2 separate regions of the Mus musculus genome follow, and region 1 is linked to region 2. The links are chromatin loops, found by intact Hi-C in ENCODE. Cell type or tissue: heart. All regions are shown on one strand.

Region 1 (8,000 bases), 140 kb after region 2:
AAGGCTGGAGAAGCTGAGAGTTCTACATCTTGTTCTGAAGGCTAACAGAAGACTGGTTTCAAGGCAGCTAGGAGAAGGGCCTCAAAATCTACCCCTACAAGGACACACTTCCTCTAACAAGGCCATACCTGCTTCAAAAAAGCCATACCTCCTAATAGTGCCATTCCCTGGGCCAAGCATATTCAAACCACCAAAGGTGTTGAAGATGACAAGATTTTCCTTACATCATCCCTTAGAAGAAAGACTCATCCCTGGTGTTTCTTCCTCCATCCTACTGGGTCAGACTCCTATGGCATGGAATGCTTCCTAGAGGTCCTGTCTTCAACTACTGCCATGCCGAGAGATAGATTCGACATAAGAATTTTAATGCAGCACACACAAGAGCAGCCTTCTCTGTGGGTCTGTTACTAACAACACAGGCAAAATATTTAACATCATCAAGTTCCAGATACTTGGTCTGATGTGTCATTTTTGTGACTATACATGTGGCATCAGTGTCACATGAATGACACTGTTCTATGTATAGAGAGGGGCATAGCGTCTCCAGGCAGGTCAAATAGCCAGGGCCACAGCTGCTTAGTGGTTAAGCTTGGATCTTACCACTGCCAGCAAAGGAAAAATCCCAATCTCAATCAACTAAGTTCCTGTTAGTAGCAATCATTGACTAGTGATATAAGACAGTCAGTCCTTCCTTCCAATTTTGGGTGGTTTAACATCCCAAATCATAAAACTCATGACTTCCAAGAAAACTGAGCTTTAGAAAAAGTTTAAATTTTTACAGGTAGATTTTGGTAATCATCAATCAATTACAATTGAATTTTTTCCTTTCAATATTTTAAGACTTTTATCAGAGAATGAGGCTAAGAATAAGATAAGTAGTTTGAGTATCATATTTGCACTGCATTGCTTTTCTTGGACAAAATGTTTAGCATCTTCTCATTACTTCCTAGATACACAGGAGAGGGAGGGATACAAGTAAACTTTGCAAATGTCAGCCAGTGTGCATGGTTACTAAACAGTACATTTGATTGAAAAGACTCATGAGAACAACCTGTCTGAAGTCTTCTGTGTCTTTCATGTTGAGTAATTACATATTTCGACTGGATTTTCTATTCAATATAAAGAAGAAAATATATTACCACCTTTAAAAATCTGTTTTATTAAGACCTGAAGCTTAAGAAAATGAACAAAGACATTTAGATTCAGAGCATCCTCCTTTGCATTGTCTGTTGGATTGCAGCTTTCCACAATGAACTGGGTGATTAGGCAAACTTATAATCCTTTACGGATTCCAAACAATGTGTATCTTTTAGGTCATGCATCTGTATATATCCATAGCACATCTAAGTACCCTCGTGTGTTATTATATCAGAATAACATTGAAAGACTTGCTTTTGTTTACTAGTGGAATTAGGTCCATGCTGAACAATGAAGGAGACATGCACAGAAGTGGCACACATGACAAGCACTAAGCTAGCTCAGCTTACATCATCCTCTGAGCATACATTTAACACTTCCAGGAAACTAAAGTTACAGATTATGGTGGTGGTGATATGTGTGTATGTGTGTTCCCAACTACACATAGGTGTTTCCATTTCTAGATTGCCTAATAGCCACATTGTCATAGGTTCCTGATTGATGGTCGAGCTCTCACCCAGACTGGCAGAGAGTAGAAACTCATTTTCAACCGATGAGCCGTCTTTTAGACCTAAGGGTCCCAACATTGACAATAACTAAACATAATATTTATATTTGTTATTGTTGTTATTACTGTTATTGTTTTGGTTTTCACCTTGACAATTAGAATTTTATGTGACACTTTTACAATAGGAAAAATGAAATAACTGAAGGAGCCGATTCAGGAAAATGATTTAGGAAGAGAAATACATCATACTTTAAAAGCTCAGTAAACCTCAGAACACAACAAAGGCTACTAGTCACCCTGATCAGCCACAGTCTCAAAGCCACCCCCAGTGGCATTTGTCTGCCCTAGTAGAGGTAGATCTTAAACCCTATGAAATCATCAGCTATTGAAAATACTGTGGGACTCAGATGGAGAACAGCTAGGTGACAGGCTCCAAAACCTTCCACAGGTTTTATCACCAACAATGAGAAATGATGCAGCCAAAAGGAAAATATCGTCGTGTAGGAGTAGTTGGGGAAGACTGCTTGCGACTCGGGCTGAGATGCAGCTGCATCCTGAGAATCCACGAATACACTCATGTCTTGGCAGCAAAGTGGGAAGGGACAGGGGATCCAGTGGGCATAGACACCAAGGAACATGTAGTCTGGGATGAAGTTGGCCTATTTTGAGCTTGATCTTCAAGTATGGGTATTTAGAATAGGGATTAACATGCTACCCTTGAAATAGATACCATCTGAGCATTTATTATTTTCCTAGCAATTATAGAATTACCGATCTTGTTTGAACAGGCATTGGCATGACAGTTATTGAGGGCTGTAAGCCACATGAGAACACAAGCAATGTATTTCTTTCCAGTTTTTGCAGTTTCTTCTTGTATGGGGTCCCGAGGGTAGTGAGTACCTGACAGTAACTAGGGCAGACCAGTGAGTAAGGTTCAACTCTAAAACTCGCAGCCCTTAGAGAGCTTGATGAGTTGCTATGCAGCAAGAAATACATGCAGTAATGTTGAATAGGTTCCAAATATGGGAAAGAGAATCCTTGGGTGAGATATTTATTATAAGATGGTGTCAGGAAGAAGCAGTAGAAGACAGTTCAAATATAGCTCATGACAAAACAGGCAAACAGCTTACAGGAGACATGATCCATTTTAGCACTCTGCCCCTTAAGCTCCTATATCTGTTTTCAAGGGGAGTGGAGGTCCTTGCTTTTAGACTATACCTGCTGGTTTTCAGCATGCCATTTGTCTTAAAACAGCATGCACATACAAACACTACTTTTATGCGATTGAAGCCAGCAGGTAAGCCATTGTTGCTACCCACACCTCAAGTATTGTCTTTGACTTCAATACAAGTTGATCACAACACACAATCACCTTCAGAATTAGCTGTCAACTGGAAAGGTTTCAGACCAAGTGGTGATCTTTTCTTTTGCTTTAAAAAACTGTTTTCTGGGGGCTTGGAAATATGGCTTAGCTGTTAAGAGCACACATTGCCTTTCCAGAGAACCCAAATTCAATTCCCAGAACCCATATGAAGAACCTTAACACACACACACACACACACACTCAAAAACAAACACATATACACACACTCACACATATTCTCACATACACTCATACATACACATGCACATATAGACACTTAAAGGTAATAATTAAAATATTAAAACACACATATACATTCCTGATAGTCAGTGTGCCCATGCTTAGAGTGTTATTATGTTAAAGTGCTATTCATATAAAATCTATCGGTACAGTCTTTTCAGACCCCAAAACAACTGCATGTGGCAATATCTGTCCATTTCTCTGTCCCATTATTCATTCACTTACTTCTCTCTGGATACCACAGCTCCATGGACCATGGATGTCCTTCCTGCTTTAAGACAGATGCATTTACAATTGGTTGCCTAGCTTCTGAGCTATCAGGAATGTTGTCTGATTCCCGGCATTTACAAGGACTTTAATTTACAAATGCTTTCCTCTCATTACTTTACATCAGCCATGAGAGATGAGCCTGGAGCACAGCCGGTGTGTTCCAACAATTTAACATTTGAGGAGACAAACCGAGAGGCTGGAACTCCCTGGAGGCCACAGGCCATCTTCTGCAGGCCTCAGCTTTACCCTGAACACATCCTTTACATGATGTCAAAGTAAAAGGTGCTCAAAACTAGGATGTGAAATTAAATTCATTGCTCACTAGTTATGCTCAGTGCACTTAACTCCAGGTTTCTCTAATTCCACAATCGGCCTATCATTTTATGGAATATAGGATATTTTATCAAATGCTACAAAAACATAATTGACTTTCAAAAAGTAATTTCCATCTTCTACTCCTGAAACTCTAACCTGTTATAAAAAACATGTATTGGAAATGACATGTTATAAATAGTAGTTTCAGGCAGTGTGGACCCCGTCACCCCTGCTTTAGGAAGTGAGCAGAGGAACCTCATTTCCTATACCAGCCTTTAAAGTTTATAAAGGAAATGAGAGAGGTTGGTGATAGATTTTCTGGTCCTGAGCTGGGCTCTGAGAAATCGGTTCTCTCTTTCTCACCTGCCCTCTTACCTTGTCCTTGCCACCTCCTGTTGTTTATAACACCTGCCAGCAGCCTTCCACACGACTCTGAGATTAATCCACAACAATTTCTGTGTTTGCTGTGTATCCCAGATCAGTCTCATGAAATTGACACTCCCTGCAAATTGCTCCTTCCTTCCTCTCTCCATCTCCTCCTCCCCACCTTTCTCAGCCCTCTTTTCCTCACTGCTTTTTTCTTCTCTCATTACCAACTTGCTATCTTACTTTGCAAATTCCCAGGTTCTCACCTATTACTTTAAATTCTCCTGAAATCAGAAATACAAATAAATTTAGACCAGCCACAGTTATTCACAGTTATTTGTGTAGCCCACGTGAGAGATAATGTTTACAGATTTAGTTAAGCACCAAGGTGTCACCATGGAGTTCAGGGTTGCTTATGAACCAACCCGCTGTGATAGCCAGGAAATGCATCCATCTGTATGAGCCCAACTGCTTCATGGTCAATGTCAGCTCAGCTTCATCAGTCAGATGCAATCGTATTGCAAGCTGACAGACAGCTACTCCCTAGAGACCCGACAGAACAGGAGGCAATTCTTCCCATCTGCTGTTCAAACTAGAGTCAACAACAGTGCCTGCTCCAATTTAAAATGTCTCATATTCTCTTTACCATACATTGAGAGATCGCAAATATGTTGACTTTCCATCCACAGTGGGAGAACAGGAGGATGCCAGTCGAGGGAGATGGAAGGATTGATTCGGTTGCACACTCAGTAATACATCATGGCTTATTCAGTTTGTAGTTTGTTCCATTTTCGCCTCCATCTGGTAGCCACGTGAGCGGTGGGCATCCAGCTTTTACAACCTGGCCTGTCTTCTCTTGCAGTGCGGCACCATGGACCAGGGCCTGTACGTAAACCTGACGGAAAGAAACCTACAGGATGCTCAGAAGTTCATTCTGATGCATGAAGTGGTGCAGCCAGTGACCACAGTGCCCTCTTTCATGGAGGACAACAGCCGCTTCTCCCACTTAGCTGTTGATGTTGTGCAAGGCAGGGAGACTCTGGTCCACATCATTTATCTGGCCACAGGTAGGAACTCGTGCTTCTTTCAGATGGTTTTCTTGTCTTCTCATTCATGTCTTAAATTCCAAACACTCATCTTTAAGCACAGCCATGGACCTGTATTGTCATGACAAGTGGAACCCACAATGCACGCTTATCTTTGTCAACCTGTCTACTCTTCCTGGATACCATATTTGTACCCTTATGTAGGGGGTGGTTCTAATACTTTGATTTAATTGGTAATCTGGGAGTACTGACTCTAAAGTTCTTGTTCCCCAATTGGTTCTTGATCCATCAATAAAGATGTTGGCCAATGGCTGGGTGAAAAAGGCGGGGTTTCTAGGTTCCTGAAGGTAGGAGAGGCAGGAAAGAGTTTTATTACCGTCCTTGGAGGGACACAGAGCCACCAGAGATGTAAGAACTCTGGTAAGTGACCTTTGGACTGTGCCTGGAGTAACAGGAAGAATTAGGTATGCCCAGTCATTGCTAGCCAAGGCATTTTGAGAATAACTGGTGTGTGTGTGTGTGTGTGTGTGTGTGTGTGTGTGTGTGTGTGTGTGTGTGTGTTTCTTCAAACAACAGATCTGAGATAACTCCTGTGCAGGTGAGAGCATGCAACCTACTGGTGGGGTAGTGAAAGCTACATGAAACACTCTTACTATACTGTTAGAATTTTAACTAGGGAGACAATGGCTCCTTTCTTAACTATTTCTGTCTGTCAGTGGTTCTTGGCAAGACTATTTACATCTGGCTAGTTTAAGACAATGAAACGTTTTATTAGGAGATACTGCTGGGAAAAATGTTTTCTGGAGATTTTCATGCTGATTTCTGATTGAAGCACAACAGTGCTCATCTCAAGCTGTTCCTGACAAAGGTTCAGGGAAACATTTGAAGAATGAAGCAGATGCACACAGCGTTTCATATGTAGGACAGGCTATTGTGCTTACCAAACTGTAGATAACAACTAGACTTCTTTAGATTCCAAAGTAAATGTGGAGCAGAAAGCAGGCTCTATCGTGTTTTACTACTCTGACAGTGTAGGGCGCATATCCCTGCCTCTGGAACTATCTCAGCTCCGCCTTCCTATCCCCATACAGAGTGATTTCACTGTGCAGTGGGTTCCTCCCACCCTTTGAGTAGTGTGGTGTATACTTGCCACTTCCTTACAATGCATGGCTACCTTTTTGTGTGGCTGTGAATACTGTATTATTCCTTCATAGAATTTCTCAATTTATACTTGTTTTTTTTTTAATCACTCATGAGATTGCAATGATTTGCTGGCTTTCCACTGTCTTGAATTTATTGGGCACACTGGTTATTTGTGGTGAGCAGGCTGGTTCCATCCTGCCCTGCCCTCCTATGCTCACATTCTTAAAGGGATAGGCAGATAATTAACCAACCAATAAGTAAAGTGCATCACCCAAAGGATGAAGAACCAATGAGATGGGAGCCAGAGGAGGAATGTGTTGATGGATGTGCCTGGGGATGGGTCCTGTTTCTTGGCTGGGTAGGATCTTCCAGTGCCTGAAGCATTGGATGCTGCACACTATAGAGGGAAACTGAACACTGGGAGATGTAGGGTTGGTTAGCTTGGACCAGTGCTACTGAGTGGTTAGTAATGCAAGGAGACAGACAGACCATTGGATGAGGGCATGATGGGTGAAGGACAGTCAGTGGGAAGACTGGAGAGTTGCAGAAGGATCATACTGACAAAGTCATGTGAAACAACTGCTCAGAAAAACAGTTTGCAGAACTGACTCAGAAAAGGAGTGAGTGCTAAGGTATCTAGTTGTCATAGGAAGTCAAGAAGAGAGTTCTCCTCCTCCTCCTCCTCCTCCTCCTCCTCCTCCTCCTCCTCCTTCTTCCTCTTCATTTTAATTCTTGTTCCTACTCCTCTTCCTTTTCTTCTTCCTCATCCTCCTTCCTACTCCTCCTCCTTCCTGTTTGTTTATTTTGAGAGACTAAAAAATTGCTTGTCAGTGAGGGATTGTGTTTCTTTCTGGCTTTGTTTGTGCTTTAAAACCAGAAGGCTTCCTGACACATGGCAGATTTTAAAAGTAAGTAGATTGGATCTTCCCAAAGGTATTCTTGGCCTTTACATCATAAATGTTCATGTTAGTACAAGATAGACATAATTTCTCTTTGGATTTCTAGAGACAACTGAGGTCTCACCTGGCTCTGTGGTAAGAGATGCTGAGAGGCAGAGCTGAGCCAGACTGTGCCTGAGCTCAGGGTCTCAGGATCATTTATCTCCTAGTTCTGGGGGCTAGGTTCAACAGTAAAGTGTGAGCTGAATGGTGTCTGAGGAAAGCTGTCTTCCTGGCTTGGAGATGGCCACCTATTCACACCATCCATATAAGTAGAGAGGAATTTCTGTGATATGTCTCTTTGTTTAGGTTTTTGAAAATAAACTTGAATAGCCAGGCTAGTCTGAAACCCACTGCATAGCCTAAACTGATCTCAAACTCCTGACCCTACTGCCTCAGCTTTAGGAGGCACTGTTTCCTAATACATTTACATTAATGTTGAGGCCATCAACATACGACCTTGCATGATACAAAGAAATTCATACCCATAGGAGTATAATATTTGAGGGTCTTTATTAAAAATAACATGTGTAAAAATAGTCCAACACAGTGAAATTACAGGGCTGAGACAAAAACCACAGCTAGCATCAATTAGCTTTTAAATGGTACATCTAGAAAGTTTCATATGGGAGTCTGATTTAAATGATCTTGTGGACTGACTACTCCCCCATCCC
Region 2 (8,000 bases):
CCTCTGAGAGGGTGCTCCCCACCACTAGGCATCTCTGTTCCCTGGAGTCTCAAGTCTCTTGAGGATTAGGCACATCTCCCACTGAGGCCAGACCAGGCAGACCTCTGCTATGTATGTGCCCTGGGCCTAGGATCAGTGTATGCTGCCTGGTTGATGGTTCAGTCTCTGGGAGCTCCCAGACATCTGGGTTAGTTGAGACTGCTGGTCTTCCTATGGGGTTGCTCTCCCCTTCAACTTATTCAATCCTTCCCCTAATTCAAGCATATTGGTCCCCAACTTCAGTCCAATGGTTGGATGTAAGTATCTGGGTCTGTCTCCATCAGATGCTGGTAGGGCCTCTCAGAGAACAGTCATGCTAGGCACACATCGGTAAACACGTAATAGCATCAGTGTTAGACCTTGGTGCCTGCTCCCTCCATGAGATGTACCACAAGTTGGGCCAGTTACTGGATCACCTTTCCTTCAATGGACTGGAAATTTTATTGTATTCAAAACTAAGATCACTTGATGAGACAGTAATAGGGAAATCCCTAGGGGTCACATAAGATATTTTATCATTTCTAACCTGGCATTTCTTGACTGAGCATTATAGGTAGCTGGATAAAAAAATAACCATTTCTGATTTAACTTCACCTATGCACCACACAAATCACCTAATATTTTACATTTATCCAGCACTGGAACATACTGAAGTGACTAGGCAATGTGTGGGCTAGATCTCAAAATCAGAGCGAGTGGATGAGCATGCGTTCTCTGAAGTGTCTCAGTTTCCCTTTTAGATAGACTGAACTGTTAGCAGAGGTTATTAATAGCTCATGCTCTATTTTAAGGAATCATGCATAGGGAGTAGGCTATAAAAACATATATTCTTCCCATGAGGTTCAAAATATTATTTATCAACAAGAAAACATTGGAATAGCATGGAGATTAAGCTTCTCTACACATTTGGCATAATGTATAAGTTACTTTGAAATTGATTGGAAGGCAGAACAGACAGTCCCCATATAGGATATTCAGCAAGACAGCTAGGGAATCTCTTCAGTCAGAGCCTTAAAACACATATAAAATGTTACCCAAATGCATGGGAAGAAAAGTACTAGGAGACAGAAATCAAGTAGTAGGCAGCCTGGAATCCTTAGGAGAGGCACAATTTCAAGACTTTACTGGCTGGAGCTTTAAAATGTGTTTAGAGATGAGAGCAGCATAGTGTGTGTGTGGTGTGTGTGTGTGTGTGTGTGTGTGTGTGTGTGTGTGTGTGTGTGGTGTGTGTGTGTGTGTGTGTGTGTGTGTGTGTGTGTGTGTGTGGTGTGTGTGTGTTTGCAGAGTATGATTCCACAGAGAGCAGAAGCTCACCATCCCTGTCTATGGAATTCCAACCTACAAGCTGCTGTTCTAGCTGCAAACTAGAAGTTTAGAAGAACGACCTATGGAATCACCATGCCTGACCTCAAGCTGTACTACAGAGCAATTGTGATAAAAACTGAATGGTACTGGTACAGCGACAGACAGGTAGATCAATGGAATAGAATTGAAGACCCAGAAATGAATCCACACACCTATGGTCACTTGATCTTTGACAAGGGAGCTAAAACCATCCAGTGGAAAAAAGATAGCGTTTCCAAAAAAGGGTGCTGGCTCAACTGGAGGTTATCATGTAGAAAAATACAAATTGATCCATTCTTATCTCCTTGGACAAACCTCAAGTCTAAGTGGATCAAAGACCTGCACATAAAACCAGAGACACTGAAACTTATAGAGGAGAAAGTGGGGAAAAGCCTCAAAGATATGGGCATGGGGAAAAATTTCTAAACAGAACAGCAATGGCCTGTGCTGTAAGATCAAGAATTGACAAATGGGACCTCATAAAATTGCAAAGCTTCTGTAAGGCAAAGGACACTTTCAATAAGACCAAAAGGCAACCAACAGATTGGGAAAAAATCTTTACCGATCCTAAATACGATAAAATATCTAATATATATAAAGAACTCAATAAGTTGGACTCCAGAAAACCAAACAACCCTATTAAAAATGGGGTACAGAGCTAAACAATGAATTTTCAACTGAGGAATACCGAATGGCTGAGAAGCACCTGAAAAAAATGTTCAACATCCTTAATCATCAGGGAAATGCAAATCAAAACAACTGTGATTCTACCTCACACCAGTCAGAATGGCTAAGATCAAAAATTCAGGTGACAGCAGATGTTGGCGAGGATGTGGAGAAAGAGGAACACTCCTCCAGTGCTGGTGGGATTGCAAGCTTGTACACTCTGTAAGTCAGTCCGGCAGTTCCTCAGAAAATTGGACATAGTACTACTGGAAGATCCAGCAATACCTTTTCTGGGCATATACCCAGAAGATGTTCCAACTGGTAATAAGAACACATGCTCCACTATGTTCATAGCAGCTTTATTTATAATAGCCAGAAGCTGGAAAGAACCCAGTTGTCCCTCAACAAAATAATGGATACAGAATATCTGGTACATTTACACAATGGAGTACTACTCAGCTATTAAAAACAATGGATTTATGAAATTCTTGAACAAATGGATGTATCTGGAGGATATCATCCTTAGTGAGGTAACCCAATCACAAAAGAAGCATTAGATATGCACTCACTGATAAGTGGATATTAGCCCAGAAACATAGAACACCCAAGATACAATTTGCAAAACACAAGAAAATCAAGAAGAGGGAAGACCAATGGGTGGATACTTCATTCCTCCTTAGAATAGGGAACAAAATGCCCATGAAAGGAGTTACAGAGACAAAGTTTGGAGCTAAGACGAAAGGATAGACTATCCAGAGACTACCCCACCCGGGGATCCATCCCATAAACAGCCACCAAACCCAGACACTATTGCATATGCCAGCAAGATTTTGATGAAGGGACCCTGGTATAGCTGTCTTGATGAGGCTATGCCAGTACCTGGCAAATACAGAAGTGGATGCTCACAGTCATCTATAAGATGGAACACAGGGCCTCCAATGGAGAAGCTAGAGAAAGTACTCAAGGAGCTGAAGGGGTCTGCAACCCTATAGGTGGAACAACAATATGAACTAACCAGTACCCCCAGAGCTCATGTCTCTAGCTGCATATGTAGCAGAAGATGGCCTAGTTGGCCATCACTAGGAAGAGAGGCCCCTTGGTATTTGCAAACTTTATATGCCCAATACAGGGGAATGCTAGGACCAAGAAGTGGGAGTGGGTGGGTAGGGGAGCAGGGCGAGGGGAGGGTATAGGGAACTTTCGGGATAACACTTGAAATTTGAAATGAATATAAAGAAAATATCAAAACAAAACAAAAACACCTATTGACTTCCTAGGAAGAGGAGAGGGACCTGACTGAAGTAGAAATTATCAAACGAAGAGAAGAGAAACTGGGACACTGAGGTTTCTCTGTGGATTTCCACAGGGAACCAGAACAAATCCCTTTCTTCTGGGAGGAGGGCTACACCAGCAGCACCACATTTGTAGGATTAGCCTGCGCCCTCTAGTGTTCGCCTCCGTGACAGTGCTTCCATAGTTCCTGGATCTGGGCTGGTGGAGACACAACTGGGTGGTGATGGGCTCAGAATCAAAGACTATATATACTGATGGAGGGAGCAGTGCGTGGCTTGGTGAGTAAGTCCCCAGACTTCATTGACAGACCGTTGGTAGATCAGCCCTGAACAATGTGGAAAATGCAAAAGATACACATGTAAAGTCAGAATGATCAGGGCCGGGGTAGCGGCAGATGTGGATGGATGAAAACAGACGCAGGGACAGAGTTTCTGAGTCGGAAGGAAATTCTGAGGGTTATGATCACGACGCACCGTGTAAAGAAGCATGGATTAAGTCGTAGATGAATGCATAGTAAGTAGGGTGCCATATAATCCTTTACCTAAGTCTCAAGGCAATCGAAAATAAATGACTTAGGCCTGGATACTGAGAAAGGGAGAGGCCATATTGTATTTTTAACCCGCCCCCTTCTCTGAAAACAAAACCATACATTCTGTTATTTTAAGGAGGAAAGTATGGAGATAGATTAGATTAGACTAGACCTAATGACTGAGATTCTTGTGACACTTTGGCTCCTCAAAGCATTCTTCACAGACATAAATGGGAAGAATGGCCACATGTTAAATGATCCACGGCTGAGAAACACATTACTTTCTCTGTCGGAGGAAGGGACATAGGGCATTTGGCATTCACAAGACAAATCACAAGCCAGTAAACAAGATTATCAAATACAGTGAAAGAATTTACAGTGTCTGCTTCTCCTTCCACTTGGCCTTTTATTCCACAGATAAAGGTGTGAAAAATGTTTGCATGTAGATGCCCCCATTTGATTATCGAACTCCAGATTCCATACGGACTCAGTGCAGTGATTTCTGCTGCTGTGTTCATTGTTGTTTTTATTATCGGCACAATCTGAATGACACTCCTCATGAGCATAGATTCAAAGGTGATGCCTTCCTTTGAGAGCTATCGTCTTGTTACTGCATGTTGCAGAACTTAGTAAAGATACATTTTCTTGGGGGAATCCTACTAACTATTTTTGTTATCCCTTAACCTGCTTTCTCTTTACTAGAGTGCTTCCATTTCTTTAATCATGTGTACTTGAAAAAAAATACCTTTGCCTCTTCTTAAAATATTGAATACATATCAGTATACACCATGGCAAATTTCTTCATATTGCCCGATGCATTCTGTCCATATCAGTATCATTAATTCAAGCAAGCTGCATATCTCTGGATGATGTTCCCTGTGTTAACTCCTGGGCTATTTGCATGCTTGATGCTTCCCTTAGATGGATGAGCAACCACCTGGGTGAGACAAGATGTCCCTACCCTGAGGTTCATTTACACCAATTCTGAGAGGGATCATGTCATAGTTGAGTTTACTCCTTATCTTGAATTAAAACAAACAAACAAACAAACAGAAACAGCAAGCAAACAAAATTTTATCATAAGCCTACATAATCCATAATGCAGGCGATTCACGCAAATGATAAATCCTACCATAGTAATCTTAAGAAAATAATCTCCCAAGCAATATCTAACACAAATGTTTCAGGTCAACACAGTTCTTATTTCCAGGACAATTTTGTCCTCTGCCTCCATGGTGCTAATCTTGAACTACATTAGCCCTTTGCTCTCAGAATATAACTTCTCTAGTTCATTTCCCCCTTTATTTTCAAGGAGGCAACTGTTTGAAGTGTCCTGCTAATGTGAATATTTTAATGCCTCACAAGGTAACAGAGTATGGTAGGAATTATAGACGACAAAAGAAGCTGTGAGTAGCTTAATTTGAATTTTCTAATGGGATGGGCAAGATGAGAAGTGGAGGGATATATTTATAGATTAAAGGTTACACAGAAGCCTGCAAGAGAGGAAGGGTTGGGTCATTTCAGATTCCATCCATGCTAGCCCTGTTACAAGCTCTGCAGCAGGAACACCCCCTCTCTGGCCACCTTGTCACACAGGAGGAAAGCAAAGTAGGGTCAGGTTATAAAATCCTGGTGTCACTATGTGAAAAATACTTTCCAAAAAATTGTTCTTTTACAATTTACAAGGTATTGTTTCACACCCACATGCATACAACTCCCCCCAGCTCCCACCAGTGACCACATATTCTCTTCCCCAGAGACTATCTTTTCCTCCAGTTATATAGCTGAGGATGTGACATAACCAGGAGACATAATCTTCCTACCAGCCAATGGTATACTCTCAATGGGACAGCGAAAATAATGCTGGTGTATCTGATGGCCACATCTTTTTTTTTTTAAATATTTTTATTAGGTATTTTCCTCATTTACATTTCAAATGCTATCCCAAAAGTCCCCCATACCCTCCCTCCCTACTCCCCTACCCACCCACTCCCACTTCTTGGCCCTGGTGTTACCCTGTACTGGGGCATATAAAGTTTGCAAGACCAAGGGGTCTCTCTTCCCAGTGATGGCCGACTAGGCCATCTTTTGATACATATGCAGCTAGAGTCAAGAGCTCCGGGGTACTGGTTAGTTCATATTGTTGTTCAATATGAACAGTCACTTAGTTGTGATGTACAGGAGCTGACATTGTAGAGAATGTGTGTGTGTATATGTGTGTGTACGTACATTCATGCATGTGCCCACATGCGTGTATTCTGGGGGGTAGTGAATGGTGTTGTTTGCTGGTGTGGAGCATCTGGGCCATGCATCAGAAGGTGAGTGTACTAAGCCCTAGTTAACCTCCACATTCTCACCATGCTCACTCTCTAGGTTCCCAGGGCACTCCACTTGCTCATAGGCTGAATTGCAACAACGCTCAAATCAGAGATTTGCTCTTTGCACAGGTCTGGCAGGCTTCAATGCCTAAGGCAAGAGACATCTTTTTGAGGTTACAGATGAAGGAGTGAAATGCAAGAAAGGAGTTTCCAATTGTCTAGTTGCAAGCACTCTGCTCTAACAGCTAAGCTTTGCTGCCTGACTTTTCAGTTTTGTTTCTTTGCTCATACAGCAGGCACTTCCTGACTAATGTCTGTCTAGTCATCCGCATGCACTCAGATAGACAATGAGACAGCCAGTGTTCCCTCATTCCTTAAAGATTTCATTTTATTTACCTGTGAGTGTGTGGCAAAGAGATTTTGGATGTGAGTGCCATGTTTGCTGGGGAAATTAGAGGCATTGGCTCCCCTGAAGCCAGAGCTGCAGGCAGTTGTAACTAATCAGCTTGGGATCTGGATAGCAAACTTAGGTTCTCTGCCAGAGAACTATATACTCTTTTCTAACCACTAAGCCATCCCTACAACTTGCTCTTTAAATGCAGCTGAATTGGGTGCCTGTTTGTGGCACTTGTTAGTCATATTATTTATTGGGTAAGCTTGACTTGGCAGTTCCTTTTTTCTTTATGAAAAATGACAAAATGTCTGAACAGCTAAATGGAATCCTATGTTCCAGACAAGGTTTAGACTCTTTATGTGTATTGGGAAGTATCTGTCTCTCTGCCTCTCTTTCTATCTCTTGTTCAGATAAATGTGTACAGTCTATCTATGGCAACTGCCATTCTAGGAGGTATCTGAACAAAAGATTATGGAACGCTGCATAAAGGGAAGAGAGGGTGAAGGAATCTCTCCGTGTTCTCTGGCCTTGAAGTACTTGATGTAATTGGACAAAGGAATCCACTGGGTGTTAATGAGAAGGATTGGGTTTAAGAAGCCATGTGAGTAGAGTTTGGGGAAGTTTCAGCATAAGAATGCTGTGGTAGCATTACAAGGGTAGGGAGCCAGAGAGAGGGCCATGGCACTAAGGAAGTTATTTTTGGTTTCATGCAGGTGCCCAGTGTGTGATGAGAAATAAGGATGGCCTAAGCCAACATCATGGCAGTACAGAGGAGAGGTGTATGTTAAAGGCTTCTAACAAGAGTACTGTGCTTGCATGTTAGTAGAGTGTCACTGAAATACGTTCAGGACCATCTATGTCTTCAGGACAGTGTCACTGAAAGTCCTGGAAAGAGCAGTGCTCATCTTCCCTGACCAAATAATGCATTAGAAATTTGACTTTAGAAATAGGGAGACGACTGACAGTTACCGGGTGCTTGCATAGCTAGCAACTCTTCAACTCTTCATCTTCACTGATTTCCACTTTGAGAGAACTTCTCCTGGCATTCACACTAGTCCTGGTTGCTCCCACTGACTGGCACAGATTCAGTGGAGGCCTGCCTGTTTCTGCTGAATAGTGCTGCCACTGCTAATTCATGTTTGGTATCCTGACACTACTGTACTGGACTCCTGGTATCCTGACAAACAGAGATTAGAGTCACCCCCAAGGAACTACTTCTAAACAGGTCCGCATCCTCTTGTTGTATTTACCATCTTTTTATCCCTACCTTTAGATGGTGGGCTAGAACTGGGGAGGGGAGTCAAAGTGTTTGAGATCCCTTAATAAAGTAGGTTGAAAAAGCTAAGCCTACAAAAGACCCTTAGTTGAGGAATTGCCTCCATCAGCTGGGACTATCTGTGGGCAGGTCTGTGAGACA

The links. Hi-C counts contacts between places; a loop is a spot of excess contacts. Peaks named below come from ENCODE experiments on the same cell type or tissue, not always from the same donor. Only the 100,000 strongest peaks of a DNase experiment are listed, where the experiment ranks them.
Region 1: it touches region 2 in a loop (6-fold over the local background); 6 of 42 quality-filtered maps call a loop at or near these places.

The regions. Positions count from the first base shown.
Region 1 is chr15:32,569,755-32,577,754 of GRCm38, forward strand. It overlaps Sema5a (sema domain, seven thrombospondin repeats (type 1 and type 1-like), transmembrane domain (TM) and short cytoplasmic domain, (semaphorin) 5A), which reads left to right. Exons shown (of 23, transcript NM_009154.2): 11 at 5,062-5,266. Among named protein-coding and RNA genes, the nearest start is that of Gm41289, 200 kb to the right of the region's middle. In heart, no CTCF peak of the experiment used is centred here; no DNase peak of the experiment used is centred here.
Region 2 is chr15:32,434,342-32,442,341 of GRCm38, forward strand. All of the region lies in intron 3 of Sema5a (sema domain, seven thrombospondin repeats (type 1 and type 1-like), transmembrane domain (TM) and short cytoplasmic domain, (semaphorin) 5A), which reads left to right. Among named protein-coding and RNA genes, the nearest start is that of Sema5a, 190 kb to the left of the region's middle. In heart, a CTCF peak has its summit at 3,501 (motif pointing left); a DNase peak (open chromatin) is centred at 3,500.